Regions from separate parts of the Mus musculus genome. Here all the other regions are linked to region 6. Evidence: chromatin loops called from intact Hi-C (ENCODE). Cell type or tissue: left cerebral cortex. All regions are shown on one strand. Links, peaks and the distances in the headings refer to the core of each region. The heading gives the core; the rest is flanking DNA. Region 1 overlaps Ralyl (RALY RNA binding protein-like). Region 2 overlaps Ralyl (RALY RNA binding protein-like). Region 3 overlaps Ralyl (RALY RNA binding protein-like). Region 4 overlaps Ralyl (RALY RNA binding protein-like). Region 5 has its middle 230 kb from the start of Ralyl. Region 6 holds the start of Ralyl (RALY RNA binding protein-like). Region 7 overlaps Ralyl (RALY RNA binding protein-like).

Region 1 (4,584 bases), core at 195-4,194, 400 kb before region 6:
CCATATCACAGACTGGGATAATTGTAAGCCATGGGATAATTTTAAGCATGTGTGTTTACAATATCTTACTCTTTATTAATGATAGTATTTGTACTCTGGATGTAAAACTTAAAACGCCATATCAGCACCTCTTACCTGCACACTATCAGAGATCTGCATAGAAATCACTGGCCATTAAGATCAGGTTGGATAAACATGTGCACTGAAAAATCCACTTTAAAGTGTGAACATGCAGTGAAAATATTCTTATATCTGGAATTACTTCTGGAAAAAATTGAACATGTTGGCATCTAAGGGATGATTGAAACAGCTAGTATTCAATTAAATTAATAGGAGCATTATGTCACCTTCTTTATATTAGAATGCATAGTATAGCATTTGGCTTTAAAAACTACATCCTATGTTTATAAATTAAGGATTATACAAAAATACCCTCAGCCATTACTACTTTTATGACTGGAGATACAAGCAATCAAGCAATAAATCTAGAGGTTATTCACAAGAGCAATGTCAGTAGTAAATATAGCATATTCTTTCTCAAATAGCTAGGTGATTGTTTATTCTCTGTCTATAGTGGAGAAAGTTAATAAATTCCACTGATGGTCAATTTACCAGAGGAATTTTGGTAAAAGACAAGCTTTAAAAAATAACAAAGCAGAGTTATTTTATATGTAAGGGAGTACAAAAGTATTCTGGGACTAGGAAAGTAAATACAAGCTGAATATGACACAGACCAGGAAACAAACCAGATGTGGGCTAACCTGGGACAGATGTGTGCTGAGCGATATGTGGGGAAGAGATGCCCATGTGAGGTTGGCTTGTTTAAGGAGTACATGCTTGTCCATAAATCCTACAGATGGCAGTCTTAAGTATGAAGCCAATTCAGGGGCATGTTCCTCTGCAATGTAGAACTTGTGTTTTAGGTTAATACCAGTTGAACGAACACTTTTGAGATGGAGAATAGGTTTGTCTGTAACCTGAGAACTTCAGAGCATGCCTCCAACATGACAAACTTTGACTTGGAACAATGAAACTGGGAGAATAGCAAAGAACAAAGCTGAGACTTCAGGCAAAATTCTGCACAATATAGTTTAAAAATATATGAAAGATGAGCAGAGCTCAGGTGAACACAAATAGTTATATGTGGTAGTCTGCACAGGGCTGTAAGTTGATAGATATGAGAAGCAGGCAAATTACAGACAGCAAATGATTCACAGAGCATTTTTCCATGAGTGGGAAGGAAGGAGGGATAGAGGGAGGTAGGAAGAGAGGGAGAGAGAAAGGGAGGGAAGGAGGGAGAGAGAAAGGGATGAGCAGGATATTATTGAAGGAGTAAGAACACATAATATGCATACAGTGATGATTATGATGATGGTGATAATGATGATGGTCATGTTGTTCCTGATGCTGACAAATACAATGACTAGGGTGCAAAGTAGTAACTATGTGTTCACAGGCTCACAGAGGATTTATAGAGGATTAAAGTAACATTTTTGTGAATTTCTATAAAATTTCCCTAAGAGACTCATTCATGTTATAAATAAATATAAAGCAATGATGCCTGTATACTTAGAGATGTACCCAGGCCTGCAGTTATGCTTTATATAAAAATTCTGATAAAATTAATGGTTTAGCTCACAGAATCCAGTCACTGAAAGTCTTACACATTTGTTCTTATTCTCCTATTTCCCATTAGAAAGGAAAGAATGGAGAAGGAACAGGAGAAAGGGAGGAGAAAAGTGAGGGTGAATAATTGAACTTTGGTTGAAAATTAAAGTATCTTCACATAAATGTCTCATATTTACTTTATTCTTAAGAAATCACACACCAAGCATAGTGGGTTTTAGAAAGGCAATGTAACAAAACCTGTGTGCAAAAAGAAGAGACAAGCCAAAGACCCACTGTCATGTCCAATATCTCAGTTTCACCACACGATGGCACCAAAGTGCTTTGCAGAGATTCCCCTCTGGCCTTCTGGCACTCCCTCACTGTGTCACTTCATCTATCACAAATAATAAGTAAAAACTACAGAGCATTCTTCATCACTTAAAAGAGAACAGGGAGTCTGACAGTTAAGTTTCCCTGGGTAACAAATCCTAAATGTGACACATCGATGGATTTCAAATCGATATGAAGCTAAGATAGGGAAAAAGAATAGTGGGGAAACAACACCATTAAGATATATTATATTACAACTTTAGAGAGAATAATTTCATAAAGTACGTGGAACACCTTTCTATATTTACAATATATTTGGATAATTTTTTTAAATTCCGATATGCAAATTAGAAGTAAGTAGCAATATTTCTAAGAAAAACTGGCTCCGAAGGCAGCAGCTGTGAGGGAAGAGTCTATTTTTGGCCGTAGGCATACAGATGGCCATCGGTGTATTTCACGCAAACCTCACAGTTGCATCAGGAATAATCTTGGATCTACTGATGTCATGTGCTACCTGCTGTGTGTTGCATATATAGACAAGACTCAGGATCAATTAAAGTAAATATAAGAATGCCGAAAATAGAGATCCTGCATTGGCTGCTTATAAGCCACATGATATCAATGACATCTTATTTTCAAGCAACTTAAAATAAAATGTTATTGTAAACAAGGCATAGAATCACTATCTTTAGTTATCTGAGCAGCTTTAATGACAGTTGTAAAACCATTAGGAGAAGCTCATTTACAAAAGTAGAATCGTTCATCTCATTTCCAATTGATAAAAAAAAAAAAAAAAAACCCTTAAAGGAGGAAGAAGTTGAGTAACTTCTTCATTTAATTCCTTGTTTCCAAAGTGTTATTCAGTTATTTATTTTATGTTCATAAATTATAACCAAATAAGTAGAAAAGTCCAGGTAGAGGTTAACACTTTTATTAAAAAGTTAAAACGAAGAAGGGAAGGACAGACAGAGGGAGGAAGTGAAGGAGGGAGGTAAGGGAAAGGAAGGAAGGAAGGAAGGAAGGAAGGAAGGAAGGAAGGAAGGAAGGAAGGAAGGAAGGAAAGAAGGAAGGAAGGAAGGCAGGCTTAGGATACATCTTGGAAGATGCAGAAGATAATATAAGATTTAGAGGACCAGGAAGTATGCTGTGAGACTGTATCTCTTTGAAATGATGTTCATTTGCTAGGAATCTTAAGTAGCCCCACTCAGAGACAAAGAAATAAGGGCAACTGAGGACTGATGATGAGGAGAGTTAGCCATTCATAGGGATGAGATATTTAAAATGTTTTCAATCTGAGTGATCAACCTTTAAATCATATGCATACAAGCAACACTGCATAAATGATCAGGCTTAATTTATATATTTATGCACTTATAAATATATGTAACACAATAATAATTGAAGAAAAATATACCATGATTTTGAGAGAGCACATGGAAGGGTTGAGGGAAAGATGGAAAAGGGAAAATTATGTAAGATATCTATCTATCTATCTATCTATCTATCTATCTATCTATCTATCTATCTATCTATCTATCTGTCTATCTATTGCCTCCCCTGACTGTATGAACAGGCAAGTGTGATGCTGATAATCCAAAATTATTAGCCTGATTTTTTACACACATCATATGTTCAATTGCTATCTCTTCACCAGATAAATGTAAATAAAAGAAGATTTGGGGGTACTTAGAGAAAGAATACATTTGATAACGAAGTTGAACTGTACAAATGTCCTATTGAAAGTTGTCATTAAATCTAAAAAGCTCTGGAAAATTCTGAAACAATCTTCCTGGACAAGTGGCATCGAAGTGTTACTGTTAGAGAAACACCATAGATAACCATGTAGGAGAATCAAATGGCATGAGGCAATTCATTGCAAGGAATTGAGGTATAGAGATCTATTAAGAGCCTGCAGTGCTACAAGGAAGGAAAAAATCAGACTCAGGGTTATTACAGACCACAAAAAAAATTTCATCCTTCCAGAAAGAAAAACGAAAAGTGTGGAGATGTCTGAAATTAGATACCTGACTAGGGCAAATGAGCACAAAAAATGGCAAATACTGAACGTTTTGAAGTTGAGTGGTTGTTGGGTGTCATTTATACAGAGTTCAATAGGAAAGCCCCAAAGTACAGGTTTAATATTTAAATCCTATGCTATACAGTGAAGGTGATTTTACTGTGGAACTGCATGGTTATGTTGACAAGGAAATGAACAAGCTATTTTGGAGCTAAAATGCTAGAAAATTGAATATAAAAGACAATGTAAAAGGAAAAGAAAAAAATCCTGGGAAATTCCATTATTTAAATCAATACCATTATGTAACACAAAGGAAATTAATCAGTCAATTAGTATAAAAGGCCAGACTGAGAACAGCTCAAGAGCAAGAAGACGAGAGCAGCATCAGTAGATTATACACACATTTTGTTGTTTACATTTTTGTTCAATAGCAAAGGACAGAAAATCCTTTTAACTACCCAAAATTACTAGGGATTTATTTCCCTCACTTTAGCAGCAGGAGTAGAGTTAGACAGATATTGGATCTGTTTAATAATTCTTCTAAGGTAAGCTCTATTTCTGTGTTGTCTCTTCCCTTCCCTCCCCTCCTTTTATTCTTTTCTCTTCCTCATGGCAAAATGCTTGCAGTC
Region 2 (4,584 bases), core at 426-4,425, 170 kb before region 6:
TCTAACATTGGATGTGAAGAGCCAGTAAAAATAGGAGGAAATTTCTTAGAAGGTTTGCTGTGTGCTGTACAGAGCTTAATTCAACCAGGGTCATACAACAGGAACAACATGAAGAAGAAACCCACAAGCACAGTCCAAACTCAGTTCTCTATTTTACTTTAAATGAGACTTGTGCAGAGATGGACTTTGGAGAAAGGGCATTGTACCCAGAATTAAATTACAAGTGAACATAGTTTTCAAAGTTCATATGATTATTATCTATAATAATTACTATTATTTATATAAAATATAAATTATATAAATTTAATATAAATTATATAATTAAAAATAATTATTATATATGGAATCCCCTCAATCATGCAAATGAAGACCTATACACAGCCTTTTCTATAACTAGTCAATAAGTTTCTCTTAATTTAAAACATACCAGGCTACCTAGTGACAAACATGACTGCATTTTAAAACCTAGAATCTCATATTCGTTGGTGCTACACAATAGCTTTCAAATAGGAAAAAGTATATCTTACAGGAATGGACATTGGGGAGAAAGATCAGTAGGTAAAGTAGGGAAAGAAGACCAGAATGTATATCTCAAAACAACAACAAAAACATAAAAGCATTAAAAAGTTGAGTGTGGTGGCACATGTTTGCAAACCCAGCATGGGGAAACAGACACGTGGATTCCTGCTCTTTATGGCCAGCCAATCTACCAGAAATGGCAACCTCTGTGTTGGGTTAAGATATTCTGTTTCAAATTTAGGGTAGTAACAGAAGAAAACACCTAAGATTTACCTCTGACTTTCATAGGTACACACTCAGGACATCATCCTATACATGGGTTCACACACCCATGAGAATTACACATGCATACATCAAACAAATACCAAAAATACTTTATGGCCCTTTTCCTTTACTAAATATGAATGAAAGTATTTATGTTTCTCATTGAGGCTTGTATAAAAGTCTCATGCTCGTAAAACCATTACATACCACTGTTAAACCTGTTCATGGAAAAACTCTCAGCCCTCTGAAACTGCCCTGACCCCACATTTCCAGAGATTGACATCATTTCCATAAGCCAGGAAGAGCATCCTCAGTTTCACACCTTGCAATGTGTCTTAGCATGCTCTACAACCAAGGAATGAATCATACATTCAGAGTGACTCATTGATTAATCACAGATTTGCATTTCTAAAAGTAGAAACCTGATGAAAATTTCCAGCTTCAGAGAAATTATAAACATTGTCACAGCTGGAGTCTATTTCAGTAGAGAGATGGATTTTAGGGAAGTGTTTGTCATAAGTCTGTGACTGAGAAAAGTTTAACAGTGTGTGTCCTGGGAATACTAGTGTGTTAGGCGGTATGTGAGGAATGAAAATGAGTCAAACTCAACTGATCCCACAGGGGTACAAAAGGTAGCAGGAATAAGTGAAGGTAGATGGAATATACATATAAAATCAAAGCAGTTCTGGTAGTGAATCACTAGAACAGAATAAATAATGAAAGAAAAACTGCAGAAGTTCAACTCAAGCCAGAGTTTGGTCGTTATATTCTCTAGTACTTAAAAGACTGTCTGAGACATTGTACACACTAAATGAACACTTGTCAAATTCATGACAATAACCTGGGAGAACAGTTCTTATATGTACTAAGGAGTGTGCTTAGCAAATTACTTGCCTTTGTAAAATCAAAACGGGTGAAATGTCTCCCAGATGCTGACAAACCCTAAAAAACTACAGGAAATTCTAGCAGGTGACTAAGCAATTGGAAATGTATCAGCTTTGGGTTTGTGGAAAGATTTTTATTTCAAACTATTTCCCTAGTAGATATAATCTGTTTGTACAATTCAGAGGTGTGGCATTTCCAGTTAGTTGGATGTGTCTAGGTGCTAGACTTGCTGCTTATGAGGAAGACATGACTCACATTCTAAACCTCTATTTCATTATCTAAGCTGTAGGTTGTAAGAAGTAGACAACATTAAACAGTAGGAGATTCTTCATTCAGAGCTTTGCAACCATAGCTAGCAGGTTGCGTGTTCTAGAGTATGCATTGATGGGCAGCTGGCCACATTCCATTTTCTACAACAACATGCAGCAGTTCCCTTTCAGTGCTGCCAGCAGTTTGGGTTTTTTAAAAAGTTTAAATACAAAGTAGATCTATTTATATAGTTTTGACTACCTGCTACTAGAGAAATTATTTTAAAATTTTATACTCAATTTTCTATCTTTAAGATGTGGAATAAAGTACTACCAACAATTTATGTATCACAAAAAGCACATAAAGTGTCAATTTATACACTCTAATTTTATTTGTATGTTGTATTTGAATTTTAAAGTGCCTTTAAATGTTTTTCTGCCATTTACTAACTCTCACTATTATTTTTTTTATTCATTACTAAGAAAAGTTCTATTTTTTTTCTATTTTTTATGGTGGAATTCTTTTTTTTAATTATTTTATTAGCTTACATATCAGCAGTTGCTCTCCTCTGGTTCCCCTTTCCACAGTCCCTCATCCTATTCCTCCTCCCCCTTGAATCTGAGAGGGTGCTCCTCCACCAGGCATCCCCTTCCCTGGGGCCTCAAGTCTCTAAAGTAGTAGGCACATCTTCTCCCCCTGAGGCTAAACCACACAGTCCTCTGCTATTTATGTATTTGTGGACCTCAGAGAGCCTGGTTGACTGTTTGCTGCTGCTTGGTTGGTGGAACAGTCTCTGGAAGCTCCCAAGATTCAGGTACATTGAAACTGATGGTCTTCCTATGGGGTAGCCCTCTCCTTCAGCTTTTTCAATCCTTCTCCTAATTCAGCTATAGGGGTTCCCAACTTCAGTTTAATGGTTGCATGTAAGTAAGTATCTGCATCTGTCTTGGTCAACTGTAGGTAGAGTCTCTCAGAGGAAAGCCATGCAAGGCTTATATCTGTAAGCACATCATAGTATCAGTAATAGTGTCAGGCCTTGGTGCCTAGCCATGCCTAAGATGGATCCCAAGTTGGGCTGATTGATTCTTTGTGAGTTTCACATCATGAACCCTAGTCCCTGTCATCTGCCCATCCCCTCTATCTTCCCTCTGCTTTTGCAACCACCTCACAAGAAAGAAAGAAAGAAAGAAAGAAAGAAAGAAAGAAAGAAAGAAGTACAAATTAAACAAAACAAAGCATAGAAACTGCCAGTAGTGTGCTGCAGTGCGTGTCACTGTGTGCCCCACAGTATAGCTCTCTGTCGACACAGCTTCACTTGCAAATGTTCATTGTAATGAGTCATTGGTCTGGGACAAGGCTTCGGCTACACCATTGGTACTGGATCCTCACAAGGACTCTTCCAGGTTACCCTGTTGTCCCTGTCATGGAGATCAGGAAGCCCTATTTTTAAAATGAAATGTGTGCAACATGAAAGGTCACTTGTAGAAGGCATCTTGGTTTTTCAGACGTTCTGAATAGTAAGGTTATAAACAGAAAACAAAATATCTAACTGAAAAAATAGGAGGGACCTCTTCTTTAGAATTTAAGATGGTGTTTGTAAGATTAGAAATGGAATAATAAATTAGAAATGGGAGGATCTTCCAATAGTCCCATGAATAAGGAAATAATCAAATTTAAAATATATTAGTAGATAACATTTCCCTAATTGGGTAGCTTTCTCAATTTAACTTGCTTTAAGGTCAAAGAAGCAAGCTCTCACATGCACAATCTCCTCTGTGGGTGAGAATCACACTTATACACATATCTCTCCTGAAATTAACAATTACTTCATGCTGTGAAATTAACTTCTTTAGGTCACCTTTCAAGTGCTCACTCCCTTCCCATTCAGTCTCTAGGAGATTAAATAATTTTTTTACATAAACTGCAAATTTAATCAGTGTATTTAAATAACAAAAGACTCTTACAAATGTAGGAGACAGTGCATGAGTCTAAACACTGTGGTATCACTGTGGTATCAGATGTACTATTGGCTTTAGTTTGTAGAACTTTGGATGAAGTTGTGAAGATCTGATTCCTATTATCTAATGGATACAAATAGCAATGAAGTCCAAAATGGCTACCTTACGCACGACAAATCAAATGAAAAGAAAAAAAGAAAAAAAGCTGACAGAACTGGTGAACAAGAGATTCATATCATGAGAGACCGTTAAGAGGCCAAAGCTGAAACAGGCTGCATTCAGAAACAGCCAGTCAGTCCATTCTAAGGATATTGTAGATATATTTCAAATGCCAACTCATTACCAATACAGTAGAATAGAATTTCTACATCTCCAAGGACTATAAATATCCTCTTGTGCTTCAGAACTCATGAATTCTGTCAAAATAATCTATCATTGATCAATTTTTAAAATAAAGATTCCCTTATTACAGAGTTCAGGTTTAAAATAAACCTCTATGGAGTGCTCAGCCCCTGGAGGGACATCTATACCATACTTTTCCACATCAAGGCATATAGAAAATATCTCAGATTAGGGCAAGGGTTATAAGATCAGGAAGTCAAGGAAGTCCAGAGCTGAACAGTGCTTTTATTTGTCATGACAGGAGCTCCTTACTTACAAACTTAGAGCAGGTGAGGATGCCTGCAAAGTCCTGCATAAGATAAAGCAA
Region 3 (4,584 bases), core at 197-4,196, 250 kb before region 6:
TGTACAAACTGCATCAGAGTCATATTAAATATTTCCTGTAGTTGTTTTACAAAATTCAATAATACAGCTAGGGTAAAGTAATATATTCTAGGCCAGTTGCTATCATTTATAATTATATGTGTCAATTAAAACACCTCTAGGACCTTTTATATCTTAAACAATCTTAAACATCATTATTTTACTAAATGCCTTCTGAGAGTGTAGACATCAGCCTATGCCCTGGGGTAGGAAGAGTGGGACATGTCCTTGATGTGCGGCTGTCACAGGGATTTAGGTATTTGTTGTACAGTATGATCAATGTCACACAGAGTGAGGCAAGACAGATAACCCAGGTACATGAACATACTGCCAGGGGACACTTCCACATATTGAATTATCCTATTTTGCACAAATTCAAAATACTACACAAAATGCAAAAAAAAAAAATTCAACTCTTTTAAGTGAGACAGTACATGACACAGAAAGAGATGAAATTATGTCTACCACTTGTGCTCAGCTGGGTTTCATTTAAACACCTGCCATTTGAATATACACTGATATTTGAATCTTAACAACCAGGGACTAAGGTCAGAGTTTCAAATTTAGAATCACTTAGGGAGAGAAAAAACGTTTCTGGCTGCTGAGCCAAAGAGCCAGCTCTGGAAGCACTGTGTACACACATTTAACTGTTAAAGAGAGGACAGGCTTTATTAGGCCCCTAAGATTTGGCAGAGAATCAGCAGGGACACTTATGGTGGAAGAATGGACAGAGCCATCAAGGCACACTAGGAGAACACCAAAGAAGTTTTACAAGCAACTCTGAAAGAGGATTGTATTCCTAGAAATCACTAGGGTCTTGGTTCATCTCCTTTTCCTGCTGCCTGCAGAAGTAGCTATTCCTCTAAAGACCTCCACACTTACGTTTGAGGAGGAAGCTCAGTCCCTGGCTTATGATCACCCTGGCATTAAAATGGTGACTAACTGAAAGAAGAAGAAGAAGAAGAAGAAGAAAAAAAGGATGTTTAGAACAGGCAAAGTTATCTTAGGAATTAATTTTCAACCTCCTGAAATACCACTTTGTAATCAATGAGACCAGCAAGAAAAATCTAAGAGTTGTCGAAGCCCAGTGCATGCTCTCCCGCTGTCGCCTCCGACTAGCCAACCATATGTTGCAGAAATTTTAATGACTGTACAACACTGGGGAAAACACAGTCCCTATTATGGCTAAGCATCATGAGTTTCCTAGGAAACGATACAAAGCAAAGACAAAGAGGAGCTGAGCCTGGCCCTGACACCTGCTGCAAAGGAAGAAAGCCTGGGATGTGGACCTTGCACGGAGAGGCAGGAAGCATACATAGCCCAAGATGCTCACTCTGTCAGGGGTAGTCCTTCTAAATTTGAAAGCAGAAACTGGTGAATTGAGAAAGAAACAGTAGTTTTTCTTTGATATTCTTTTGAGTATTTTTACTTAGCAAGGCTAAAATGATGCCACAAATCAGATACAAATGAAATGCACCCTCAACTAGTGCCCTAATGCACAAGGAATTAACTTCCCAAGATTTGGATATAAAATGACATATTCTATTTTGGCCATAGGATAACACAGCTTGACCATGGGTTAATATATTCTACAAACCGAATAGTTTTATGTATTTGCTCTCTGCTCATAAATTGTCTACTAACTAGATGTGAAAGTTGAACTGAGTTTAAAAGAAAAAGTATTTTAAAAGTTAATACTTTATGTGGAAAATGTCTATGAATGTGTCATAATTCCCAACATATCAATATTCAAACTTTGAAAACTTCCTAGCACTCTACTCCCATGTATACACAGCGCATTGATCTGTACTTGCAAACAGCCAGAAAACACTGAGAATGAAAAACCAGGATGTAGGACAAAAGACTGCTATTGTTTGAATATAATTTTTTCTCAAGAAACTCCCCATGAAGTTTGGTCCCATAATGACAGTAAGAGGTCATAACAGTACAACCCAAACTTTACAAGGACAAATATTTTGTAGACATTTCAGAAATATGTAATAACACACAGAAATCATGAAAAGGTAAAACCAAAATCATTCTTTTTCACATTCCCATACAAGTTGAAATTCAATGGATTCCTTATTACAAATAAATTAGACTCAGTGATCAAATATGGGCCCTCTGAACAAATCTTTAATTAAGTAATAGTTAAAATTTTTCTATTATATACACACTATTATTTCTGAATAACTGAAAAGTCACAGAGATATATTTAGTTTGCCACAAATTTAGACTTGTCACAAGAGGGAGCCCATGGGTTTCAATTAATGTGAACATATCAGAACTAAATAAAGTGAAATAAATTTTATTCTGAAAGGCATTATTTTATAATACAATTCTTATTGATACAAAATCCAAAATAATATAAAGTATGGATTGTCAAAGCTTCTTTACAATTTATCTTTCTAAAAATATCCTTAATGATGTATTTTTCCAAAGCTAGCACTGTGATGCACAGAAAGAAAATGAATTAAAGGTTTTTTTCTGAATGATATTGTGTTTCTGAAAGCTAAGTATCCCTCATTTGTAAAACAAACATTTTGAGTTATCTTTCAGCAAGACTGTGAGAGTTAATGGGATAACCCAAGAACTCAGTATGTCAGTGCCCAGCTTTTGGCAGTTTTCAACAAAAAGCAAATTATTTGTTGTTGTTGTTGTTTTGTTTTGTTTGTTTGTTTGTTTCAAGACAGGGTTTCTCTGTGCAGTCCTGGCTGTCCTGGAACTCACTCTGTAGACCAGGCTGGCCGTGAACTCAGAAATTCACCTGCCTCTGCCTCTGAAGTGCTGGGATTCAAGACATGCGCCACCACCGCCTGGCTCCAAAAAGCAAATACTTTTCATTTTGTGTGGATATTGTAAAAATATTCCATATTACATATACTTTTTGTTTCCTTAATAAAATTAACTCCTTTTAAGGTGCTTCATTCCTTTCCAACCCATTGATCTACATTTTAGCTAATGAGTATACCTATACATTTCTTTCTAAACTAAGTTTTCCTGAAGTGCAGTATGCATTCGTTACCATGGATCCACCCACCTATAAAGGCCTCATAATCAATATCTATGTAAGTTCATGCTGCCAAAAATAAAGAGCATTTCCATCTTTATCTAATCGAATTGTTTGGCACTATTGAATTGTCCCTTGAAGTTATTTTGTTATATGGTTATCATCCTCTCTCCTCCGTTTGCTCATCTCTCCGGTGTTGCTAATGCTGAGCAATCACCAAAGCATTTTTGTTTCTTCTACTTACATCTTTCCTGTTTCCTTCTTGCCTCCAGGGAATAACATAGGTGAATAAATGCAATTGATAGAATTGAATGATTATTCATCTAGCATTCATATCCACACTTGAGATGAAGCATAAAATTCCACTCCTTTTACCTTTTCAAGAAGGATGGTTCTCCACTAGTCAGGACTAAGGCATAACTACACAACAAATATGCTTCAGTCATGCTCACTCTTCCAGAGTGACTGCAATGGCCATGAAGGTCCAGTTCATAACCACACGTGTGCTATTTTACTTACAAAGGCAGAATTAAGAACCATGCGAAACATCTCATATCTATATCTACATCAAAAATGAGTCAGGTAAAGTATTAAATATGTTTGTGGAGAGACAAACAAAAACAAAAACAAAACAAAACAAAATATTCTGTATCTAAACATCTGAAAATTCTTCATGAATTTGAGTCATTTGCTTGTCTCAGAGCCGACCAGACAGGATTCAAGAAGAAAGATGTGCTCTGGGAGAACTCAAGGGGGATTCATCCCATATGCAGCCCCCAAACCCAGTCACTATTGCTGATGCCTAGAAGTACTCTTGACAGGAGCCTGATATGGATGTCTCCTGAGAGGCTCTGCCAGAGCCTTACTGATACAGATGCAGATGCTTGCAGCCAACCACTGGACTGAGTAGTGAGCACCTGGACCCCAGTGGAGAAGTTAGGGGAAGGACTGATGGAGCTGAATGGGTTTGCAACCCTATAGGAAGAACAATAATATCAACCAATTAGACCCCCCAGAACTCCCAGGTACTATACCACCAACCAAACAATACACATGGAGGGAACCATGCATATGTAGCAGAGCATCTTACCTTATCTGGCATCAATGAGAGGAAATTCCCTTGGTCCTGTGTAAGCTTGATGCCCTAGCATAGGGGAATGCTAGGGCGATGAGGCAGGAGTAGGTGGGTGGGTGGGGAAGGACCCCTCATAGAAGCAGGGGGAATGGGAGGGAAGTAGGATAGGGGTTTTCTGAGAGGAAACCAGGAAGGGGGATAGCATTTGAAATTTAAATAAATAAAATAACAAATAAAAAATTTTTAAAACGTGTCCATTTTCAACCAAGTAGGAGGTGAGGGGACTCTCATGTAAGAACCAGTAGGCATATGTAAATCTCTATTTTAAACTAAGCATGCATAATATAATCATCAGTTCACAAGTGAGTCACAAGACAAATGACCCCCTCCACTGTTCGCTGACTGGTCCAACAAACTTTTAAACAGTAACTGAAAACAAAAATTTGCTGAAACATCTTTGTTTTTCCTTGGCTCGCCTTGC
Region 4 (4,584 bases), core at 354-4,353, 260 kb before region 6:
TATTTTATAAATCTGTTTACAAACAAATTTACAAATAATTTAAGCAGGGAAACTTTAATCATATAAATGTAAGGTGAATTAAAATGCTAGTTGCAATCTTTCACATGACTATATATTTAATAAATTCATAAACTAGTTGAAAACAGTCATATTCCAGTAGACCTAGCACAATTTATTCCTGAAATTTAAGATTCTATAAGCAGTAAATGTAAGGCCAGAATAGTTTTCCTGATACATCATCTAAATTATTTATTTATTTTCAATTACATTCCAATTGTAAAGGTGTCTATTTTTCCTTGCTGTGAATTATGTGATGACTCTCATTGTTCATTAGAGCACTTCTGTAGTTTTTTTTTTCTTAGAATATTCTTTTAATTTTGTACTGTGAAGAGATTTGTAATATAGACAGAAATTCTTAGTGGGAAAATCTGTTTCTTTTTTTTGCTTAAAATTAATGTTACTATAGAATATCCTAACTTTTTCTTTATTATTACAAAGAACTTCAAATTTCCACATTTAAGGGAATGGTATTTCTAGTTTTATCTGAGAATAAGATGTTTAGCTGTGGATTTTAAATCGCCCTTTAGCAATGAAATTTATAGTATATTTGTCCAAGAATCATTCTTATTCACTTGTACATTCAAACTTCTTTTTATCAAAGAGAAATAATATTTTGCAATGCAGTCTTACTACCTGTACATGAAAGTACCATTTTACTATGCTTCTATTACAAACACCATGTCTAGGAGAATTAATTTCTAGGAAATAAAAATAAAATGGGGTGTTCTTTGAAGTTACTGATCATTTAAATTTCACCAATTTTCTCAAATTTATTTCAGGTGATATTCTTGGTCTTTCCTTGTACTTGGCAATGTCTCAAAAAATGAAATAAAGAATTTCCTTTCATGGCCCCTCAGTCCTGTCAGCTTGCACCCTTTGCTTCTCTATGCATATCCCACACTGCTAGGATTTGCAGGATTTGAATTCCTAATCTATTCCCTCCATCCCATCTTAATTTTATCCTGTATGCAGCCAAGATCTCATGACTCATCATTTCTTTTTTTAACCTGTTTTTCTTTTTTTATTAGATATTTTCTTTATTTACATTTCAAATGCTATCCCAAAAGTTCCCTATACCCTTCCCTGCCTGTTCCCCTACCCACCCACTCCCACTTCTTGGCCCTGATTTTCCCCTGTACTGGAGCATATAAAGTTTGCAATACCAAGGGGCCTCTCTTCCCAAAGATGGCCAACTAGGCCATCTTCTGCTACATATGCAGCTAGAGACATGAGCTCTGGGGGTACTGGTTAGTTCAACCATTTCCAAAAACCCCCTTTCTTGTCTTATAAAACCTGTGCTTCAAATCTTCCCAGAAAGCATGCTTTCTATGCTTTAGGGCATGGAATTTTTCTGTGAATCAAATCAAAGAATAAAACCATGTAAGGTTGAGCCCCCACAACATGAACAGGGAAGTCAGCACAGCCAGCAATCACTCCTTAAGACATTTGCTTTGTTCAGTTTCCCCACAGATGGCATTTATGTCTTCATCACTTGCTTTAAACACTCTATGACACCCCCTTCTTCCTCATCCATAGGACATGATGTTAGCACTTTATTTATAGATTAAATAGAAGCCATTGAGGAGAGGATTCTCTCAACCCACTGCCTTCTCTACAAGTTCCCATTCCTCAGAGCGAAACCGTTTACCATCTGTACCCCAATTCTCTACAACAAAGAACACTAAAATGGAAAATGTTGATCTTGTTGAAAATCCTTCCCTGACCATTTGCCTTTTTAAGATAGGCTACTCTACATACCTTACCGTGGCTTTAATGCTTTGACCCATGCCTCTGGTAAGTATGTCTGTCCGTATCAAATGGTAGCTTATAAACATGCATTGGTGCCTCCTAACTGCTGTGCTTATGGCAATTAACTAATTATCAATTTCTTGACCATCCCATTTACTTTCCTGGCTACTCAGTGAAGACTTTGAGCACTTTGAGAAAGAACTCATGGAATATTTTCTCAAAAGCTTTCTTAGAGTGTTGTCTGTCCAATTTAACTACTCCTTCTAGATGGTCTATCTCCTTCATAAAATATAATCATAGCATCTATGGTGAGTTATAAAATCACTTCTTTTGTCCACATTTATTGTACTTCCATGTACAAATAAGTAGAATTAAGTAAGTGCTAAATGTCTTCAAGTAACTTCTGAGTACTAGCAAAATATTTTTCTTATCAACAAGAAACATTTGAACCAAGCTTAATTATTACCTCTTGCATTGGCAGTTGCCCCTATAATTTTGCTATATAAGTATTTAGTCAAAATTAATAAGCTTTCCTCGATGATTTAAAATAATAATGGAATGGAAAAGATTGCTTTTAATATAGCTTTCCCCCTATGTGTTTATAGTCAGTAAATTATTGAAGAATCATAATTATATTTGCTAAGAAATTTGAGTCAGTAGTAATAAAAAGACTTGGATTAAAATTGAAAATAAAGTCATTAGAAATTAGCAATAAGTGAACAATTTCCACAAGTGAATAATGAAATAAGAGGAAATGGATGCAATCACATTTAAAGAAACAGTAGGTATTATATAGGTTTACCATTATATTATACAGTACAATACTTGTGCTTCTCATTTTATGAAGTGCTTCTAAATGTGGGACTGTTAATTATATCCTGTCTGGAATGCTACAAAATAAAGTTCTGTGTGTGCTTGGAACTCTTTGGGTAATTGGAGAGTGAGACCCACTCACAGTTTAAAGGTAGGAGAAGAGAGTTCTGGGGAAAACACAGCAAGGAAAATCACTCCTAGCTCCCAAAGATTTTGGAAATTCAACAGTTTTTATTATAGCTGTGGTTACAAATGTGACTATGGAGAGAGATGACAGCCTATGAAACTGCTTCTCTGGTCTCTGAGTCACTGCTCCATCAGTTAGTGGTGAAGGGAAAGCTCTTACTACTCTTATTAATGCAGAGAAAATGCAACTTCTAATGTGTACATTTAGTCTTCTATTTGGAATGACAAAAACTATAATTCCACATATGTTACTGTTGCTTTTGACCATTAAAAACAGAAAAGAATTAGATTTTTTATTACCTTTTTTATAGTCCATAGAATTATATATTTTTATATAAGCATTTGCATCTTCTGGATAAAAAACAACAGATACTTTAAATTTCATATTAGTCCCTTTGTTTTTAATAAGTTTTACAGTTTGAGAAACAAATGTATTGATGCTCAAGGCATCCCATCATTGAATGTCCTTGCAGGACAACCATTATGTTCCACAAAACATACAGTGATGCTTTTGCTAGGATTATAAACCTACATAGTGAAGAATGACAATTTAAAACAAGTTTAGCTAACAGAGAACAAATAGGGACTAGAAATATATTCAGCTCTTAAGGCTCTCAGTCATAACATCAGAATATACACTATCCATTATAAAGTCACCATTTATAAAGTTCTAGTTACTGGGAAACAGTGGAAAGTTACTATTTTCTAACTCAATAAACATAGTATATACAGAATACATGCCCAGGAAAATGCATCCACTCAGTGTTCTATTTGATGCAAATTAATTAATCTACTGCTTTCATAATTAATAATCTTTCATAATTAATAATCAGAGAATGGAACTTATGAATCAAAAGTGTGTACTCTAGGCAGATGTCTAGAACCAGGCTTGATACTGCATTTAATGCTGCTTACTGATTGTGAAAACATCAGGACACAATATCATTTTGCCTTTTCTTTGGGAAAATGGAGACATGAATACAAATAGTCTCAAATATTCTCTTTCTTTAGACTCAGTCTCTACAGTATTCATATTACGGGCTCGTACTGCCTGCCTGATTGGATACTGTATTGAATTAGTTCATTAATACAGAGCTCCAATCAGATGTATGATTGGAACTTGAAAGACCATTCATTACTGTATTCAAAGCTCTTTGAGAGTCTGCAATGAGTCAATATTTGTGCTAAGCACTCAGGAACAATATCTCACACAGCCTGTTTCAGGGAACTAAATATTTCTCTTTGCTTCACTGGTCTTTGTCTCCCCGTGTTTTAAAAAATAAATTGTTTGCTAAGAACAAAGAGTTCTCTAAAATGCTATACAAAAAGAATGAAAGCATGTTTGATCTGAGTTCTGAAGGAAGAGTTTTAGCTATTCACTCTCAGAGAACACAGAGGATCAGTTAGTGGTTCTTGCAGCATAAGCGGTATGTAAGACAGACAGGAACAGAATGGGAAAATAAGAAATCAGAATAGATGAATGGATCTTAGGTAAACAGGGATGTAAGTCAGTTTGGGGAAAATGAAATTTTCATGTTGATATGAAACTTGTAGAACAGATAAAATGATATGGAGATTGGCTTTAGAATCAGTTCAATTCTTGTTAACCTAGCATTGTTTGGAAAGAAAAACTGAATAACTGAACTGCATGCTTAATAAAGAACTACATTTTAAATGTTTAAGAAGATAAACATAAGGAAATAGGAAAAATTATCTTGGCGTATTTTCTATCATATTAGGCTGTTTAATTTTCCTTTTAACTACATAATGACATAG
Region 5 (4,584 bases), core at 216-4,215, 230 kb after region 6:
TAGTCAAGAGAATGTATATGATTATTTATTTTGTAAAGTAAAGAATTTACTTGGAAAGAAACACTGTAACTATTTTTTTTCTTTCAAAGTCTTCTGTATTGTAAGTGATAAAGCCAAAGTTTGAACCCTAGCACCCATTTGTTTTCATCCTCCGTGGCTGCATCATGAACATGATCTTTGTAGCAGGTCCTTGATACCTGTGCAGCTAATCATTTGGCTTTAAGAATGACATATTCTCAGCTCCACTTTATAACAGGTTCTTCCTGGGGGATTTGCCTTTCTTTTATTAGAGCACTTAAAGAAGACATCTTCCATTTTGTCTTCTTCTCTGGTGTATAAATCTTTTACTGATGTGTTACCAGTTCTACATCCGAGGCATCTTCATGCCAAGGCCTGGTAGCTACCATATTAAAATGTTGTTTTCAGAATGGCAGAACCATTACATTCCAGTCTCTTCTGGAACACAAAAGCCCACCTCAGGTAATCTGGCAATATTCACATACAGATGGACAAATCACACTGACAACCTCCACACCTAACCTTGATGTTGAAATGTTCCCTTTAGGTTTTCCAGAGTTGAAGGTCAACCTTTCTTTCCTATAGCAAGAGCCTTAAAGAAGCCTTTTTTGTTTGTTTTCTTTTTTGTTGTTGTTTTGTTTTGTTTTTTGAGACAGGGTTTCTCTGTGTAGCCCTGGCTGTCCTGAGACTTACTCTGTAGACCAGGCTGGCCTTGAACTCAGAAAACCGCCTGCCTCTGCCTCCCAAGTGCTGGGATTAAAGGCGTGCGCTACCACTGCCAGGCTCAGAAGAAGCCTTGTTGCCTGGTTAAGTGTTAGCTTTCTCTCTTGGCTTCATCTCACAGTTACCTGGCAATATCCAGGTAGGCCTGGCTTACTGCAGAAGGGGCTGCTTTTCCTCCCCTTGCTCTGTGTTCTTATTCTCTCTGACAATCTTCTCCTCTACTCCCTTTCCAACTTCCAATCAAAGCCTGTTCTATATTATACTCATTGTAGGGAGAAGGGACGCCTCAGCATTGGCCTGCCTCCTACCTCTCCATATTTGTCTCTAAAAAATATATCTTTGGATCATTCTTTATATAAAACGCATTTGTTCCTGGCTCCTCCACTCCTCCTCCTCCTCCTTCTCTCTCATTTCCTTTCTTTCTTTCTTTCTTTCTTTCTTTCTTTCTTTCTTTCTTTCTTTCTTTCTTTCTTTCTTTCTTTCTTTCTTTCTTTCTTTCTCCCTCCCTCTCTGTCTCTGTCTCTGTCTCTCTGACTCTGTCTCTCTCTTTGTCTCTTTGTCTCTCTGTCTCTGTCTCTGTCTCTCTCTGTGTATGTGTGTGTGTGTGTGTGTGTGTGTGTGTGTGTGTGTGTGTGTGTACTCCTTCCCCTATTGGATTGCATATATTTGTAAATGTCCTCTTCTCCCAGGGGAGGGCTATTGAGCTAGCAGCCACAGAGCATTCACAGTCTTCATGACTGGCCTTGATGACCCTTCACTCTAGGACATTTTCCCTAAGTTGAGACCACCCCTCTTCTCTGAGTTGGTTCCTTTACTTGCTGCTTCAAAACCCCAGGCCTGAATGAACTGTTATCCCTCAACTTCTCAGGGCACTGGCCCTGAGCTCAGCCTCCAAGTTCACCCTGTGATGACCTGCTGATCTGGCATTGCTGTCATTTCTAAATATTGCATTTGTCCTTGGGGGTACAGAATAGACAAATCTCTAGCTTCTACTCTCACCCAGAAGGGTATACCTTTGCCAAAACGCCTAGACTCCCTACTTAGATGTCTCCCAGTCTAAAATGCTTCTAAATTCACAGGATAAATTTGGCCCCATTATTCACAATGCAATAACACTAAATGGTCACTTACTGGTACCTTAAAAGGAAACTTTTACAACTCTCTTGCCAGTGATCTGTCAGGTTTCCCCTCCCCTGCATTTTCCCACGGCTTACCATCTGTTCCCAGGTCCATGCCCCCTTACTGGCATACATTTTCCAAGTCATTGCCTACACTTCTGTACTCTAGTGGCCATTGCCTGCTGTCAAGCCACACCATGTTTCTCACATTCCGCACACTATGTTACTTAGATTTGTCTTTATGTTTGTCTCTGTCACACTTCTGCTGTTCCATTCTAAGATACCTAGCTCCTTCTGCCATTGTAAGATATAAGAGACATGACTGTCTTTCAGGCAGAACTGCTGTTTCTGCTTCATCTTAACAAGAGTAGTCCTGTGACCATCCATCCCCTTTGTTATGGGCAGCTCACACATCACTCCCTCCTCACTTTAAGATAGGCTGAATTGGAAAGTGTCTCCAAAGGCACTTTCCAATTAAAATAAGGTAAATAATGATTTCAATATTAAAGATTAACAACAGTGAAAAGATTAAAGACCACCACTGCCTTATGTTATGTTTCGCCTTGATTTTACTACTGTCATTAAATCACAATGTATTTTCATTATTTGCTAGATATATCCAAGACAAGTAATTAAACAAACACAAACTGTCTAACTCAGGTTTGCTTAGTATCTCTCAATATTGTCAGAAATCTGCTAAATGTAACGTTAAATGTTTAAGTTGATTATGATAGACGATGGCTTGTAAATTTTGACAGTTTACCCCCCACTGTCTCTGAGAAGACAAGTTTCTACCTAGATTGTGGTATGATAACCACTGCTCCATTGCCTTGACTGCTGCCAGCAAGAAGTAGCTAAAGATCTCGATAACCCCATTTTTGCTTCACCATCACCTTTTTCTTGTTTCCCTTTAACTAAACCAAAATGGAGAAATGTTAGCATTCCTTGTAGGTTTCACAGCCAGTTAGGCCTGGCTTACTATAAAAGGGGCTGTTTGCCCCCTCTGTGCTTACACTCTTATTATTTTTGTCTCTATTCTATACCAGACATCTTTCTCCCTCTTTCCTCTTCCTTTTCTCTGTTTTCACATGTACCTGGCTGGCCTCGTCCTTTGCCTCTGTCTCTGTCTCTGAGTCTCTCTCTCTCTCTCTCTCTCTCTCTCTCTCTATATATATATATATATATATATATATATATATATATATATACACACACACACACACACACACACACACACACAGACACATATTTTTTTCTCTCTGTCCATACTCCCTTCACAACTCCCTGTCCCACGCCTTAAATAAACTCTATTCCCTACTATACTCACTGTATGCCTGATACCTCGGGGGGAAGGGATGCCTCAGCATAGGTCCACTGATGCACCCATCCTACCTCACCATACTGTCCGCTACCAAAACATACCCTAGCCTCTTTCTTTTTTATAAAACATAACAGCAAGTGTACATATTTAATGTTTAAAATCTTCCAAACACATCATGAATACCAAGAAAATTGTCCTATCATTGTAGGTGCCTACCTGCTCCTTTGCCAGTCAAAACTACTCTCTACCATTTTGTAAACATACTGTGTATATATACATACATGTATTGAAAGGAAATAAAACTTGAGACCCGTGATTCATGTAATGTATGTCAAATAGCCCAAAGAGTTGTTTGTGAGCTTTGAAACCTGGGGCTGAGAACATAGCAGAACAGACCAGGACATGGCCTGGCAGGCCTGTCATGTCACCTCCCTACCTCCCACCCCTCTGACCTAAGTTAAATGTTAACAGGCTGCTGATGTTTAAATGGACCAATCATGTGAAACCGCGCCAATTCCTCCCCCAGCCCCACTCCTTTTCTATAAAAACCCCTAGCTTTCAAGCCTCGTGGTCGAATCCACTGTCTCCTGTGTGAGATATGTTTCAACCCGGAGCTCCACCATTAAAATACCTTATGTTGTTACATCAAGGTGTTGTGTTCTGTTCGTGATTCTTGGGTGCACGCTGAATCAGGAGTTGAGTGGGAGTTTCCCCACTAGGTTCTTTCAGTATGTATATGTGAATGATTGAATGTATATAGATACAAATGATAGGACAGAATGGAGCTTTATGTTCTTCTTTTTAAAAGGCAGTAATATCGTATTAAAAAGCAGGAATCCTATCTATGATGCCTTGAGTGAACTGCAAAGTACTAATGGTTTTTAAGTCAGTTGTAATAAGTTTTTAAATAATTCACAGAGGATTTTTGTTTGTTTGTTTCAGACCATTGTATTTTGTTTATCTTAAATAGAATCTGTGATTTAATGCATGACAAATTAATTTTGTAAGGCATTCTATAAGTTGAATTCACTAAGAAAAGAATGGCAAATGATTATTTTATCAGTTAAAATGTATCAGAAAAAATAATCTGTATTATCTCACAGATTTCAGGAATAGCTGCTGATAACAGCAACAGAACAAAATAAGTTCCTATACCTTTGAATTAAAATCTATGTTTGGAGACTGGTTTTGCAGTGTGAAATAAAGCTATCAATCCATCAGTTTATCCATATGTATTTTTTTCTTTCAGTTAGTATCAGGAGACAGAAATCCAAAGCTCTCTGCTAATGATTTCCTTAGTAAACCTTTGTCTACCTGCAGTGCTAATCTCCAGCTTTGAATTCATGATGAGATCTACTTTGTTTGGGATTTGTTTCCATCAACATTTCATCTCTTCTATTTTTA
Region 6 (4,584 bases), core at 232-4,231:
CTTCATCCTCCGTTGACAAGGAAACCAAACCGCACTTCATTTTTTTTTCCAGAAAAACCTTCCACTGCCATCATTTGAAAATTGATTTACGGGGAGGGGAGAAGGAGGAAGAAGGGATAATATAGATATCAGGATATCTATCATAAAATTATCTCGGGTTTTTTAAATAAAAAAGTCAAATATGCAAAAGTAATAGTTAATGTAAAGGAGGAAAAAAAGCAACTGCTTAAAAATAATCCCTTTAACTAGCTGCAAGAAAAGTTTCATGTTATCAACTGATATCAAAAACAGGAGGGGAAAAAACGAAATATTTCTCACAGGCTTCCAAAAAGGTCATAAAAATGCAAAATTAATGTCTTTGCTCAGTGGTGCGAATCGAATTGCAAGACGACAAACTTGTGAACACTGCTGGAAAATCCCACCTACACAAAAATGCAATCGGAAAAAGAGTACGTAAAAAAGAGTTAGAAACATGCTTTCTTATCTTTACAAAGGGAAAAAAATAGGCACCATACTTCACAACGCTTTTTCCATAAAACCAGTTGCACATTTTGCTGGACTTGGGAGCCGCTCGCAGAGAGCACCGCTGCCGCGGACTCCCAGACACAGCGCCTTGTCTAGAGAACCATCGCATGCTAGGAAAACTTGATTGAGGAAAAGGCTTAAGACTATGCTCGTCAGCTTTCCCAAATACAAACAATAATCAAAGAAGTGGGAAGAAAAAGAAGAAGAAGAAGAAGAAAAAAAAAAAACAAAAACAAAAACAAAAAAAAGGAAAAAAAAAAGAATAGGACAAGAATGCCACTGAGTAGGTACTCACCGAGCGGGAGTAAAATGTTGGAATAAAAATGAGATTTAGGAAAATACAGTATGGCGGTGGAAGAAGGAATGAAGCGCGTTTTTTTCTCAGTCTCTGCCTCGGGCACTGACACGTGACTCGGAGCCAGGCGGACTTGCAGGCAGCGGGGCCACCGCGGCTGCTGGGCGACCTCGGAGCCCTCGAAGCCCTCTGAGCCGCTCGGGCGGGCGCGGCGGTGAGAGCCCGGCGAGGCGGCCTCCTCGGCGAGCCCGGACTAGCAGGTGCCGCTCACGCTGGGCTGAGCGCACGCACACGCACACGCAGACGGGCAGGGCGCGGGCTAGCGGGGACCGCGCGGGGCGGGCCGGAGGCGCGCAGCTGCCGCCGCCGCCGCCGCCGCCGCCGCCTCTGCCGCTGCTGGTACTGCCGCTGGTGCTGATGCTGCGGGCGCTCCGCCAAAGAAGAACAGCTCAGGGATGTTCAGCGGAGGCATCAGAGGGCACACAACTTGCTGCCCACTGCAAAGTTGCCGCTTGCCACTTCCTTATTATTCGGTTTTCATCTCCAGGTAGTTTCCTGCAGAGAGCTCTTGTCCCTCTCCCCAAGTTTCACTCTTTAAACCCGGTTTAACTCAATCATTTTATTCATTTGATCTTGGGGCTCCCATTTCTTCTAGATTGCTTTGCCCATGTCACTTCCTCCCCCAGGTCCGTTTTCCACCTTGTGGTTCTCTGAGAACCTGGATTCGTGCAGTGCGTTTTTTTTTTTTTTTTTTTTTTGGGGGGGGGGGCGTTGTCACTGCAAAGCCAACATTAATCCTTTTTTTCTTTTTTTGGCTGTCTTGGGGTGTTCCCCCATTCAAAAGATTTTAAAAAATCTTTTATTTGGAAAAATCCCATCCCAGATTTTCGTTTGCTTGTTGCATGATGCTGGGCGGGGTTGTGAACGTGGATAATTTATTCTTTCCTGGGCCAGGCATTGTTTGTTTTGTCTGCTTGAGCACCAGCTTTGACCTGTCTGGAAGGCTCTGTAGTCCAAGCTCCAGGCAGGGTCCTTCTCACTCTTGCAAGTTGTTTTCTCAGGCTGCAAGTCCAAGGAGAGGATCGAGGCAGACAAGTGAGTCCATTGTGTGAGTGTTTGCCCGGCAGCAGGCACCTGGCGACGGTCGAGAGGGGGAGATGTGCACCACTCACTAGAAGGCTGCCAAAGATCAGCTACAAGCCAGGCGGCTGAGCAGTGCTTTGGAAGGTGGAAGAAACAAGGAGTTCACCAAGCATCTGCTGAGGGATGCCTGTCCCTGGAACAAAGATGCCATCAGCCAATCACTGACTGCTTTGGGATTCTTCTACTGCTGCCTGTTGCAGAATCAGCTTTCTGGGCTCTGCAATGAATTAATTTTTCTTCATCTTTCATAAACTATTCTATCAAACCCGTTTCTCTGTATTGCTTTGAATGTGGTTTGCACTAAATTAGTTGCCAACGTCTGTATTATAAAATAAAAAATAAATACAGTTTGTTGTCTCTCATGTTGCTACTCTGATCTTTATGCCACTCTTTCCATCGTCCACGTTGAAAATAAAATCTCTGCTTTGGATGGAGTCTAACCTGGATAGTTTCAACATTGAAGTATGCATTCATTACGGAGGGCTCCAAAAGCAAATGCTTCTACAACATTCTTGGCAAAACTCATTGATCAAATAAAGTACTAAGTCACAATTTAGATAAGAGATATTTAAAATAGCCCTGAAAAATCATTAAATATGTGTCTTGGAAAATTGCCAACTAAACTCACTTATTATACACACTTCCCAGATAGGATGTGAAATACTGATAGAGACAGATGGGTGCATCAAAGTGGAGTCCAGAACACCAGGAGCCTTAAGTTCTGTTGAGAAGCTGCTGACTTTTCCTCTGGATAACTCAGAGAAAATGTGGGTTGTGATAAGACCTTCTTGATCTTCATTTTTGTTTTATTTTGATTTTTAATAGATCCCTCCAAACATGGCCCTTTTCTTTCATGTCTCATGAATTATGCTACTTAAACCCGAGTTTGTTACATCTTCCATAAGAATATCCAGATCAAAATACATTAAAGAGAAGTCAGTTCCAATGAACATCTTTTCCATCATTTACAGAGATGTTGGACTGTGAGCAACTTCACTTTAAGAATGAGTTTTGGAGCTTCATATCAGGCCAGGCAATGTCTGGGTTTAGAGAGTTATTCAAGAAGAACTTTGAAAAACAAGCTGTTTAGAATTGCACTGCAGTAATGGCCACCAGCCAATCACAGTGATTGTCAGTCTTTTATTATTCAATAAAATGACTCCCCTTTATGTTTAATGCAGCTCTGCTGAGGAAAAGCAAGCCATCAATATCCTCCTTGCATTTCTTCCATTACTTACATAATTGCAGCCCAGTGCTTAAAATATTCCACTCCTCTTTACTTCCAAGATGGCATTCTCCCTCTTTTAGGTTTCACCACCACATTAAAAACAGGATTAAAAAAATTCAGATCAAAGGAACAGCATTTAAAAAGCCAAGATTATCATTTAATTCTTATAGAGCTCTGTGACAAAAGCATTATTATCCTCATTTTAAATATTTAGGAAAACAAAACCAGAGTTTAAGTCATTTGTGAAAGATTCTATTGCTATTGCACAAGAGAGATGTTGTTGGGCCAGACTTAAATCTGGTCTTACAGGTAGGATAAGGTACTTCAAATGCTACATGAAAGAAGTGAATTCTCAATTGCTGTTGTTGATACCTCTTAACAGAAACCTGTTTTTCTTAAATTCAGCATATTCTAAGAATATTGTGGAACTAACTAAGCTGTACTCACCCACAATTACAGTCATAGCTCATATAACTATATTGATATTTTGATTATGTAAAACAAAACAAGAAGGGCATAAACATTTAAAATATAAGATTAATAAAAAACACAGTAGCAAAAAGCACAAGTCAAGTACATTTTTAAACGGAGAAAATAGTGGTTAAAGGTTTCATAAGCAAAAAGCATCTAAGTAAACAGACCTCTTCAAAAGATGTGCCTGTGCCATCCTGCTCTGAGCACATCGTCCTCCATGGTTAACCACAGAAGATTCTGGAGGTTTGAATAGACAAACGACTCTTCTGATTGTGCTCTGCAGTCATTCATGCAGCGCATGCAAGTATGAAGTGTACCAAATTTAAGATGAGACCACTAAATGATGATGCTAGAGGAAAACTCTATTTTGAAATCTGTGCTGTGCAATTTCAACCTTTTTGTCAGAAGATATTCAAGACATATGAAATATTTATGGGCACCAACATATGAATATAGACAGTTGGAAATGATGTACTATATAATAATATGGTTTTAAGTAGACAAGCTTATACCCAATGCCCTTAAGTCACTTTAAAAAAAAATGTTGATTGGAATTGCCAAATTCTTACAAATTTATTCGTCTTAACTTTTCATTATTTTTCCTCATTATGGGTTCTGTTGCTACTAGTCAACATTTGTTCCAAGATTTGATGGTGTTTTGTATGTGTCTCCATATTCCTATCCGAAGGAACTACAACACCAATAGCAAGGCATTCCATCCAGTTGAACCGGGTGACCAGGTGATATGTAAACACGTACAATACAGCAGAAGCAAACCAGCACAGGAAGAGATGTCAAGATTTATGTGTGATTTTGTTCTAAATATCTTACTCTGCACATAAATCAGCTTATAGAATACAAAGACATTCAGAAATACACATAAGAAAATAAGCCAAATTGTTGTAATTTATGTATTTAC
Region 7 (4,584 bases), core at 237-4,236, 180 kb before region 6:
ATTGTGGTTACAGGAAGCTTGGGGAATTTTCATACTGGTGAGCAAGTTAGTATTTTAAAAAGTGCACTTCTGGTGAAATCTGCAGGAACCACAAGGTCTGCTTGAGCAAACATCTTATGACAACCACCCTTAGCATCAGCCAGCTTGACTACAATAGCAGGATCAAAGTACACAGAGATAACCTAAGACATCCTGCAGAGAATAGACAACCTAGCCATCATGATTGTCAGGTAGTTTTGCTCTGTGTTTGGATCACTGGTACCAAGGATTGAGGCTATGGGAGTCATCAATAGGGTAAGGAGTAGTAGAAAAGGGAGAGAGAAAGAGAGAAAGGACATACACAGAGAGAAAAGAAGAAGAAAAAGAAGAAGGAGGAGGAGGAGGAGGAGGGGGTAGGAGGAGGAGGGGGGGGAGGAGGAGGAGGGGGAGGGGGAGGGGGAGGGGGAGGAGAAGAAGAAAAAGAAGAGGAGGAGGAGGAGGAGGACGACGACAATGAGGGCGACGAGACGAGGACAAGGAGGACGAGGAGGATGAGGAGGACGAGGAATGGAGAGAGAGAGAGAAAGAGAGAGAGAGAGAGAGAGAGAGAGAGAGAGAGAGAGAGAGAGAGAGAGAGAGAGAGAGAGAAAAGAGAGAGAGCACTGAATTATATAGGGAAATGCCACTGGGTGAAGGGCAGCTCAGCTCCTGAGCTTTAAAGACCAGGGTTGAAGACAGGGTAAGCCAGATAGGGACTGAGAGATGCTGGGAGAACCTGAAGGCCAGGTCTGTTTTGATATGCAAAATATGTGCATCAATCCCTTGTCCAGGGGTCTGAAATCAGTCATTTTATCTTCTAATTTATTTAGCTGCTAGACATTTTAGTTAATTTCAAGAAATAGATGCACTTTTTATTTTAATGGCATTCTTTCAGCAGATTGTCTTACATGAGTTAAAAATAAAGAAAATGCATTGATATAGATACCTCCAACAAAGTTATAACAAATAACATACTATATGCAACTTCATTAAAATACTGAAACTTTTACACAAAGCAAAGTATTTCTCTGTATGTATGCCTATCCTGAACTCTTAAAGAGCTAAGAGAGTGGTATTACAAATTTCTGTTTTTAAAGCTGAAGACTCCACCAGCAAAACCTCCCCAAATCTATATAACAGAGTAGGAAACATGGCTCTTGAATGTGGTTCTCCATGGAAAGAAGGACCTCAGGACCCTGCTGGTGTTTGTTCTGTTCTCATCCCAGTCCAAATCTCAGATTTAGGGAGGTGAAAAATAAAAGCTGTGCAAAGGCAGGTGCAGCAGTAAATCCCTGTGCGAGTCCAGTACCTCTTCCTCCCTCCCTCCCTCCCTCCCTCCCTCCCTCCCTCCCTCCCTCCCTCCCTCCCTCCCTCCCTCCCTCTATCCCTTCCTTCCTTCCTTCCTTCTTTATTTTCAATGCCTAGAATCACTGGATCTAACACATTGAGAGGCAAAGAGTGGATTTGGATTTGTGCTCCTCAGCAAAAATCTATCCTCATAGGCTGCTGTTTCTCACATGGGTCCAAGTCATTTTTTCTTTATTTGCTCTTTGCCCTGCTCTTCAATGATGTATCTTGTGCTTGCTCAACAACAGCAAAAGAGCTCACCACTTCTCAGAGAACTTCCTCACATTCTCCTCTCTAGACTCTTTACGTTATGAGTTTTATACAATTCTTCCTGCACTTTTAATCATCTCTGTTCAAAATCTCCTACAGCCCCATGAATATTAATACAATAATGAATATCTCAGTCTAAATCAGTGGTTTCTTTTCCTACTTCAACTGTTATAAGAAAGTATGTAATATCCTGTTGAACTGGCTGGAGTGATAGTCAAAGATAAGAAAATAGATGGAGGAAACAAATAAGATATTTCTGGATAGATGAAACTGTAATGAGCCCAATAAAAACCTTTTCAGAGTCTCCAAGAACTTCCTATTTTTAACTCCCAAGGATTTTGATGTCTCCCTCTCTGTTTCACCCTGCTAATAAGCTGCTGGATGGAATCAGTCACTAAGGATGCTACACTAAGTATATATCACAGTCAGGGAGTATAAGCTTTATAATGTACTGATGTCATCCTCTCTCTTTGGTACTCTGCCATTCCGTGTGACTTCAGTAAATACTTAAGAGAATGAAAAAAGGAAGGATACAATGGCTCCATGCTTGACAGACTCCCCCTCTCCTGAAAACTTAGCCCAACAAGCAAGAGAGGCTACAATGTATCTCTACTAAGAATCAAACACAGTAATTCCTCAGTATTGTAGTCTGACAAGCTAGAAAGTAAGAATTATCATTAGCTTTTGCAGATAAGATTCACAGCTAGAATATGAGAATAAGCACACATTTGTCTCACCCCAGCGTACAGGGTGGTGGTTTTTCATCATGTTGCTGCAGGAGCCTCACAATTATCTCGACTTTCTCACCTATTTGTTGCAGCATTCCTTTTTTTTTTTAACACTTCTAGTTGATTTGATTGACTATTCTAAAAACACAGTATTCTGCAGACTTAGAATGCCCTCCAACTCCAGCTTTTGATTTCTGCTTCCCTTTACGTTTGCCTTGTGAGAGTGATTCATTCTGACCTGCTTCTGCACTCCATTTTAAACTTGGGTAATAGTTACATCATTGGGGGAGAAAATGTAGCCATCCACTGTTTCAAAGGCTTCTTTGCTATAGAGGGTATGTTAGTAGAGTATTTGCAGTCCTGACTCATCATGCCCTCCTTGCCACTGAGCTCAGCTCTGATGTCCTACATCACTTTCTGTCTAATTTCTCCCAGTGCCTCTGGTGCATGCTTTTGAGTCACTTCCCAGCTCCCTGCTTCTCAGTGGCACTGAGGTGGATACTGGCTGTCTCATTTCCAGAACAGCCAAAAGTGGGAATAAATAAATGCTGTTGAAGTAAACGCTACATGACTTAAACATCAAACCTACATCATTGTGATTGCACATTCCAGGACAAACTGTCAACAGAAGCTTATGTGAAATGAACTTAATTATTCAAATGAAGACATAATCAATATTTTGAACTCATTTTCAAATTACAATAAATATAAACATCTTTGGATAGCAGCATAGTAAGTATTCAAAGTTCTCTGGTGTCAATGCCTATCGTACAATGCAACTCATTGCACTTCTAGAGTGAAGGGAAATTGTCTACCTTCAAACATAGTGCTCCATTTTGAAGTTTCTTATTTATTTTTTAATGTATATGGGTATTTGTCATATATATATATATATATATATATATATATATATATATATATATATATCTGTATACCATGTGGGTACCGGGTGCCTATGCATATCAGAAGATGGCATTAGACCTCCTGGAAACGGAGCAATAGATAGTTAGGAGCCGCTTTGTGGGTGAACAGAACTCAACCCAACTCCTCCACTAGAACAGCAAGTATTCTTAACTCCTGAGCCATCTCTCCAGCCCCAACACACTACTGATTGATAGAGCAAAGCACTCACATTTTATCCTTTTCAGCTTTTCTCTTTCTCATGATTAAAAAGTTGTCAAATATAAGGTAATATATTATCTCTAATTCACTGCTACAAAAACTAACTCAAAAATCTGACTCTCTAAATAACACAGTAAGAACTATCCAATGCTATAGTCCTCTTCAGGTGTATGCCTTGATAATGCAATGGATCTAATTCATCCCCACACCTGAACCTGCAGGCAAGACAAATACTTCCCTGGGGAAGTCAAAAGGTATTCTATTAGTCACAAATGCCCTTACTTAGCCCAGAAGCTATTTCCATTGATGATTGCTTACAAAGGAAAAATTAGATTTCTTCAACAGTCTCACTGGGTATGCAAACCATACTTAAGGCCAGGCTCCATGCCTAGCAAAAACAACAACAATAACAACAACAACAGCAGCAACAATAACAACAACACTCTCAAAGGCATTTATACATTTGTTTGTCTCAAAATTCATTATCTGGACTTTATTTTTCCCTTGTAGAACTTTTGCTCATATATTTTGTATTCTGAATTTGCTTTTATGAGTTTATGTGTGTGCAGATGAATGCTTTTTGCACTTGGTATGTGTTATTTTAGTTTTATGTTTATTTATTCTGTGCATTTTTTGCTTGTTTTAACATTATTATTATTATTATTTGCCTTTTTGTATTTTAATGAGAGCGGAAAAAAAAAAAGACTGTGGATTTGGGTGGGTGGTGACGTTGGTTGGTTCAGGAGGAGTAAGGGGAGGGGGATGGATGTTTGTGGAGGGGTAACCAGGAAATCATTTGAATATCATTTGAAATGTGAATGAGTAAAATGATTAATAAAAAAACTAAAAATAAAGAATTTAGTATATGAAAACATCTTACTTTCATAAAAAATAATAATGTGAATTTTACATTTTAAAAATTTCTAAAAGTCCCACAGCTTCACCCAGTAAATGCTTCCAGTCAGTTTCTAATGTACAATGACCTTTAACACTAAGAAATATTTCTTGAAATTTAAGTAAAGTCACTTTGCCAAGAGCATTCCTAATCCTTTTTCTCTCCCTGTGTGTCTTGCTGAGAGTCAAAAGTAAAACTACATGT

The links. A loop is a pair of places that touch in the nucleus more often than their neighbours do. Peaks named below come from ENCODE experiments on the same cell type or tissue, not always from the same donor. Only the 100,000 strongest peaks of a DNase experiment are listed, where the experiment ranks them.
Region 1: a loop joins it to region 6, with 4 times the contacts of the local background. A loop is called at or near these places in 5 of 42 quality-filtered maps.
Region 2: a loop joins it to region 6, with 2.8 times the contacts of the local background. A loop is called at or near these places in 3 of 42 quality-filtered maps.
Region 3: it touches region 6 in a loop (2.3-fold over the local background); 5 of 42 quality-filtered maps call a loop at or near these places.
Region 4: it touches region 6 in a loop (5-fold over the local background); 4 of 42 quality-filtered maps call a loop at or near these places.
Region 5: a loop joins it to region 6, with 6 times the contacts of the local background. A loop is called at or near these places in 4 of 42 quality-filtered maps.
Region 7: it touches region 6 in a loop (2.3-fold over the local background); 3 of 42 quality-filtered maps call a loop at or near these places.

Annotation. Positions count from the first base shown.
Region 1 is chr3:13,863,881-13,868,464 of GRCm38, reverse strand. All of the region lies in intron 2 of Ralyl (RALY RNA binding protein-like), which reads right to left. Among named protein-coding and RNA genes, the nearest start is that of Gm41998, 68 kb to the left of the region's middle. In left cerebral cortex, for the core only: a CTCF peak has its summit at 1,929 (motif pointing right); DNase peaks (open chromatin) are centred at 1,943 and 2,369; H3K4me3 peaks cover 702 bases; H3K27ac peaks cover 645 bases.
Region 2 is chr3:13,637,558-13,642,141 of GRCm38, reverse strand. All of the region lies in intron 1 of Ralyl (RALY RNA binding protein-like), which reads right to left. All of the region lies in intron 1 of 4930539N22Rik (RIKEN cDNA 4930539N22 gene), which reads left to right. Among named protein-coding and RNA genes, the nearest start is that of 4930539N22Rik, 13 kb to the left of the region's middle. In left cerebral cortex, for the core only: no CTCF peak of the experiment used is centred there; DNase peaks (open chromatin) are centred at 1,188 and 1,997.
Region 3 is chr3:13,722,306-13,726,889 of GRCm38, reverse strand. The region is part of intron 1 of Ralyl (RALY RNA binding protein-like); the gene reads right to left. Among named protein-coding and RNA genes, the nearest start is that of 4930539N22Rik, 72 kb to the right of the region's middle. In left cerebral cortex, for the core only: a CTCF peak has its summit at 2,254 (motif pointing right); a DNase peak (open chromatin) is centred at 1,143.
Region 4 is chr3:13,731,698-13,736,281 of GRCm38, reverse strand. All of the region lies in intron 1 of Ralyl (RALY RNA binding protein-like), which reads right to left. Among named protein-coding and RNA genes, the nearest start is that of 4930539N22Rik, 81 kb to the right of the region's middle. In left cerebral cortex, for the core only: no CTCF peak of the experiment used is centred there; DNase peaks (open chromatin) are centred at 1,569 and 2,792.
Region 5 is chr3:13,240,146-13,244,729 of GRCm38, reverse strand. No RefSeq gene overlaps it. Among named protein-coding and RNA genes, the nearest start is that of Ralyl, 230 kb to the left of the region's middle. In left cerebral cortex, for the core only: no CTCF peak of the experiment used is centred there; DNase peaks (open chromatin) are centred at 1,027 and 1,989; H3K27ac peaks cover 270 bases.
Region 6 is chr3:13,468,180-13,472,763 of GRCm38, reverse strand. Ralyl (RALY RNA binding protein-like) reads right to left here and starts at 1,109. Exons shown (of 9, transcript NM_001357033.1): 1 at 1-1,109. Gm2464 (a long non-coding RNA gene) reads left to right here and starts at 935. Exons shown (of 2, transcript XR_003954437.1): 1 at 935-1,367; 2 at 1,882-2,325. In left cerebral cortex, for the core only: a CTCF peak has its summit at 1,969; DNase peaks (open chromatin) are centred at 549, 1,116, 1,998 and 3,122; H3K4me3 peaks cover 2,101 bases; H3K27ac peaks cover 1,763 bases.
Region 7 is chr3:13,648,240-13,652,823 of GRCm38, reverse strand. All of the region lies in intron 1 of Ralyl (RALY RNA binding protein-like), which reads right to left. The region is part of intron 1 of 4930539N22Rik (RIKEN cDNA 4930539N22 gene); the gene reads left to right. Among named protein-coding and RNA genes, the nearest start is that of 4930539N22Rik, 2.3 kb to the left of the region's middle. In left cerebral cortex, for the core only: no CTCF peak of the experiment used is centred there; a DNase peak (open chromatin) is centred at 2,708; H3K27ac peaks cover 285 bases.